2 separate regions of the Homo sapiens genome follow, and region 1 is linked to region 2. The links are chromatin loops, found by intact Hi-C in ENCODE. Cell type or tissue: CD4-positive, alpha-beta T cell. All regions are shown on one strand. Each heading gives the region's core, and the rest is flanking DNA. Links, peaks and the distances in the headings are about the cores only. Region 1 overlaps NADK2 (NAD kinase 2, mitochondrial). Region 2 overlaps LOC124900962 (a long non-coding RNA gene).

Region 1 (2,934 bases), core at 272-2,771, 91 kb after region 2:
AGACAACAAACAAACAAATAATCTCATTAAAAAGTGGGAAAGTCTCTGAATAGAAGTTTCTCAAAAGACATACAGATGACCAACAGCTATATGAAAAAATGCTCAACGTCACTAATCATCAGGGAAATGCAAATCAAAACCACAATGAGATATCATCTCTCCCCAGTTAGAATGGCCGTTATCAAAAAGACAAAAATAACAAATACTGGCAAGGATGTAGAGAAAAGGGAACTCTTGTACACTGTTGGTGGTAATGTAAATAAGTAAAGCCATTATGGAAAACAGCATGAAGGTTTCTCAAAAATCTAAAATAGAACTCCCATACAATCTAGCAATCCCACTACTGGCTATTTATCCAAAGGAAAGGAAATCAGTATAGCAAAGAGATACTGGCGCCTCATGTTTGATGCCGCCCTATTCACAATAGCCAAGTATGGAGTCAAAGTGTCCATCAGTAGATAAATGAATATGGAAAATGTGTATATATACACAATGGAGTACTCTTCACCCATAAAAAGAATGAAATCCTGAGATTTGCAGCAACATGAATGGAACTGGAGGTCACTATGTGAAGCGAAATAAGTCAAGCATAGAAAGACAAATATCATATGCTTTCATTCATATGTGAGAGCTGAAAAAGTTGATCTCATGAAGATAGAGAGTACAGTGATAGTTACCAAAGCCTGGGAAGGGTGAAAGGTGGGATAAACAGAGGTTGGTTAATGGGTACAAATATGCACTTAGATGGAAGGAATAAGTTCTAACGTTCAATAGCATAGTAGGGTGATTATAATTAACAATTTATTGTATATTTCAAAATACCTCATTTCAAAATAGCTGGAAGAGAAGATTTGAAATATTCCCAACACAAATGACAAATATTTGAGGTGATGGATATCCTAAATACCCTGATTTGATCATTATACATTGTATGCATGTATCAAAATATTACCTGTTCTCCATAAATATACACAGTTAGTATGAATCAGTTAATACTTTTTAAAAATTTCAATTAGGAAACTTAGGCAAGAGTCTTTGAATTGAAAGGACCCACAAAGTGTTTCACATAATTAATGGTAAAATGTTCTACACCAAGGTTTGTCAGAATACAAACAGCTACTGCAAGCTTCCAGAGAGGAGGAGGAGATGACTGGAGCAGATTATTTCATATACACTTATCCCTTGGTGTCTGAGGGGGATTGGGTCTAGGACCCTCTGCAGATACCAAAATTCGAGGATGTTCACATCCCTCATATAAAATGGCATAGTATTGGCATATAACCTATGCACATCCTTCCCTATACTTTAATAATCTCTGGATGATGTATAATACCTAACACAATGTAAATGCTATATAAATAAAGACTGGTTTTATTAATATAGAGAGATGAATTGGTTTAATAAACAACCCCAGAATTCAGTGACTGAATGCAAAAGCTTATTTTTAACTCATCTCACTGTCCAAGGAGTTTTCAGGCAACCAAGGCTGCTGCCAAATAGTGGCTGCTACCGTATTTTAAGGCCTCTGAGTCTTCTGTTGGATCCTCTGCATCTTGTGGGGAGAAAACAGAGAACATAGAAGATCTTATGGGAAGTTTTAGGAACTAGGCCTTTTCATTACTTTTGTCCACATTCTGTTGGCCATTACTAGTCACATGGCTCCACCTAGTGCAAGTAGACCTGGAAATAAAGTTTAGCAATATGACAGTGTGAGAGAATTACACAGTGTAGTAGTTTGTGTCACTAGTATTACACTTCTGTGTTTAAAAATACAAATTATAATTTTGTAATCTATTCTCTTGGATAAAAAAGTAATCAGTGGCTGGGCACGGTGGTTCACGCCTGTAATTCCAGCACTTTGAGAGGCCGAGGTGGGCAGATCACCTGAGGTCAGGAGTTTGAGACCAGCCTGACCAACATGGTAAAACCTCGTCTCTACTAAAAATACAAAATTAGCCAGGCGTGGTGGCGCATGCCTGTAATCCCAGCTCCTCAGGAGGCTGAGGCAGAGAATCTCTTGAACCTGGGAGGTGGAGGTTGCAGTGAGCCGAGATTGTGCCATCGCACTCCAGCCTGGGCAACAAGAGCTAAACTCCATCTCAAAAAAAAAAGTAATTGGTATGGAGTCTTATCTTTTCATGTCCCATTGTGGCAAGTTTTAAATGAACACAGTTCTGTGATTAGATAAGGTTTAGTAGTCAATTAGTATGAAAAAATAAGCAGAATTAAGATGATTAATGAGATTTGAAACAATTTTATTTATTGTCAAACTCATTTGACAAAAGTTTTGAATTGAAATTGAACAAGCACATGTAATAAAAATGTAATATGGAGAGATAAATTAGGATGAGGGAAAATGGGAATAGAGGTGGAAAGTCAAGACCGCATAAAAGGGAAACATGGTTACAGTTTGATGGTGAGAGCTCAAATTTACTGGTAATATTTCATGAGTACCTATTGTTGAGCATTTGTAGGAAATCTGTGGGGATAGTAATCTAAAACAAATTTCATTAGTAATTAAGGAAAAGTAATTTAAACAATAAATTTTAGCCATTTATGTTTGTAAAACTGTCAAGAATGAGAATGTGAATATATGTAGTACCTAAGACAGTTTAAAGCCAGTTTTATTCTTATGTGCAATCAAATTTGATTAAACATATCAAATCCATATATATATATATGCATGCATATATAGCTTTTTGTATCAAGGTCTTTCTCTGTATTATGAAGTTGAGCTGATAATTTAGGTAAACAACAAGTGCTCCAAGGGTACTTGGTATTGTAATATCAACTTGTTATATTTGAAAGAATAATTGGGTTGCCTTTAGGCAGTTATAGTCCAAAAGAAATGAGAAAAATATAATGTTCCATTTAATAAACATAATAAACAGAAGAATATAATAATTAGGCTACAAAGTCAAAGGAGAAGAATAG
Region 2 (2,934 bases), core at 250-2,749:
TGAGAAATAAATTTCTGTTGCTTATAAGCCACCTTGTCTATTATAATCTTCTATAGCAGCCTAAACTGGGTAAGACACAACCCAATTTTATTTTAGAAGTAAAACTGATAAAGTACTAATAAAATTAGAAGAAGGATGTAGAAAAGAATAGCTACACAGTTGAGAAGGAAGAAGTAAAATGACGGTTTGGTTTTCTTTAAATGAGTGCATCATCCTCCCATAAGGTTCAGCCTTCTTCCTCTCTCATGGAGGTCTCTGAACTTGATGGTCATGCACCCCTAGCAACAACAAATGCTTGAGAATATACCCCGATGTGGGTTTGTTTGTATGTTTATAAATCGTATTCATGTAGTACTGCCACACTAATTTGAATGTTAACATTTCAAAATATTTTGTGTGTGAATTGTATAATGTAAAAAGTAAAAAATTAGGAAAAAAATAAAGAGTTTCTGTACACACTCTGATAAATCTAGCACATTGCCTGTTCCTTGTACCCTTTCAATCAGGTTCACTAAAAGTAATTATATTTTAAAGTGCTTTATCACAAAAATTGTAAAAATATGCAAAATTAGACATGAAAGCATTATAAATCCCCATGCACTCATGACTCAGTTTTAATAATTATCTGTTTATGGCCAAATTTATTTCATCTCTATCTCCCCAAATCTCACTCTCCTAGGCTATTTTGAAGCAAATCTCAGATATAGAATAATTTTATTTTTAATACATCAAAATTACATTATAGTCCGCCTAATTAATATAAAAGAAAATCAGTGAAAGAAGAAATGCAAAGAAAAAAGGAAAGAAGGAAGGAAGAAAAGAAAGAAGCAAATAACCAATAAACCAACTAAAAAGGAAAGAAGAAATTATGAGGAAGGGAGTGAGAAACATGGTTTGCTATTATTTTATTCCTGTAAATGCCAATTCAAATGAAGTAGTAAAATTTTGATTTGGTGCAAGCTAATTTGCTTTATTTTGAAACTGATCCCAGTTAGTGCATATTTACCTTCAAAGAGTTAAGTTGTGCTGTAAACCCATTGATTCCAATTCCCAGGTGCTTCAAACACTTCTAGATGGAATTCAGACTCTGTGGGATCATCTGTTCCTACCCAGAGGGTGGTCATTATAGAACCAGAACCACCTTACTCTAGGTTTCCTTGTCACTAAAACAAACAAATAAAATAAAATCTGGCATTTTTCTGACCTATGGTTTTATTTCGTTTTGTTTTCACTGTAGCTAAAACACTTCAATAAAGATAGAAAAATGTAAAACTTCAGAAAGTTAAATACCAGCACATAGCAGTAATCACATTTCACTTACAGGAGGATAATCAGGTAACTTTCCTCCAACCTCAGATACAGACAATCATCTTCTAAGCTCACAAATACAGGACCCCATTCTTGTGGGCACTGGATGAAAAGACATGGGTTTATCTTGTGCCAAGGCCAAGGCTATTTTAATATTAACTGACCTTGGACTCTGCCGACCTCCAGAGGGAGCCCTGAGGCAGCCAAATCTAAGGCTCAGCAGCAAAAGGGCCCAAATTAGTCTGAACTGCCAACGCAATGTTTATGTAGTGAGGCAATATTTATGATAAACATGACCCAAATGTTGGTGTTCAATGGGTTAAAGATCAATTGTAGCAATTTCAGGATAGAGAGCAGCTTTGATAAGTAAGCAGTTTGGTGCTATGCCAGTGTAGTCTCTTGAATCCACGGACAGGAGCAAGTATTCAAGTGAAACTATCTCTACCATTATTTGTGTTTCCTATGTTTTTACAGATGGCAGTTATGGGAATCCAGCCAACAGTGCCACCTGGGAAACTCTATGAGCTAAACACTATAGTACATTGGGGTAATAACATGGCTCTGAATAGCCACGAAAGCCTACCTTTGTGGAGGCTTTACAATATACACCATACATAAGCCACTGTGAGATCCTGAAACTCAACATTCTCATCTATAATATATCTGATTGTGTATTAAGGAAGAGTAATCTGGAAACAAATCAACCACTGCTTGATATAAAGGAGCAGGGGATCTGTTTTTTAAAATCAACAGAAAATCTAAAATCTTGACACTAATTCATCAGCCTTCAACTATAATGATCATTTAATAATTCCTGTAGTACTTTGGGGATCATAATGAGGCTAATCCCAGCCACAGTTTTCATGTTTGCCTGCTGATAGGGGTCTTTAAACTTATTCTCTAAGAATGAGAGTGATAAATTCAATAATATTGCTTTTTATTTATATAGCACCTATCATTCCAAGCAGTCCAAAGGCCTTCAAATAATAGATATACTTGCAGACTAGACATCACAAATGCTTTTGAAACATGGCAGGTTATTAACTAAACAAGTAACTCACTTGTGGACTAATTTTAAATGCATGTGTCCTTGCTTTTTGAATATGGTAACTGAGAAAAGTAAACCCTCCTGTAAACCTAATACCATTTAGCTTGTTCAGCCACACACTGTGCTTTTTGAGGTATAAATTCTAGCAATAAAATATCAATTTTTTGAAGTATCGACCCCCAAAGTGCCAGCTGGTATGATTGATTATCTGTGATGCGCCATTTCACTCTACTCTTCCGGAAGTACAAAGACACAGGTTAAGCAGAGAAGATATGGCAGATAAGGAAAACCCCAGGAAAAGGAAACCAGTGGTATCCTTTTGTGGGGATCACAGAGACTTGATAAGGGAAGAAGTTTGGCCTTTATAGGATTCAAATTCATTTTTAATCAATTGTAAGTAAAAATGCCAAAGATGATTCACCTCTTTCTTGACCCAGCCAGACTTCTGCAATCTGATTTCTTGTTTTCATTTATGCAAAAAAAAGGAACAATATGCCCACTGTGAACTAATTTGGTGATGTTTCTGGAAAGTAAGTGGGGAAAGGGGGAAGCAAAGTAGTCCCCCATCCCACTGTAGC

Evidence for each region. Hi-C counts contacts between places; a loop is a spot of excess contacts. Peaks named below come from ENCODE experiments on the same cell type or tissue, not always from the same donor. Only the 100,000 strongest peaks of a DNase experiment are listed, where the experiment ranks them.
Region 1: a loop joins it to region 2, with 2.1 times the contacts of the local background. A loop is called at or near these places in 5 of 110 quality-filtered maps.

The regions. Positions count from the first base shown.
Region 1 is chr5:36,213,366-36,216,299 of GRCh38, reverse strand. The region is part of intron 6 of NADK2 (NAD kinase 2, mitochondrial); the gene reads left to right. Among named protein-coding and RNA genes, the nearest start is that of NADK2-AS1, 6.2 kb to the left of the region's middle. In CD4-positive, alpha-beta T cell, for the core only: CTCF peaks have their summits at 1,457 and 1,656 (motif pointing left); no DNase peak of the experiment used is centred there.
Region 2 is chr5:36,304,479-36,307,412 of GRCh38, reverse strand. The region is part of intron 1 of LOC124900962 (a long non-coding RNA gene); the gene reads right to left. Among named protein-coding and RNA genes, the nearest start is that of RANBP3L, 4.0 kb to the right of the region's middle. In CD4-positive, alpha-beta T cell, for the core only: no CTCF peak of the experiment used is centred there; a DNase peak (open chromatin) is centred at 1,512.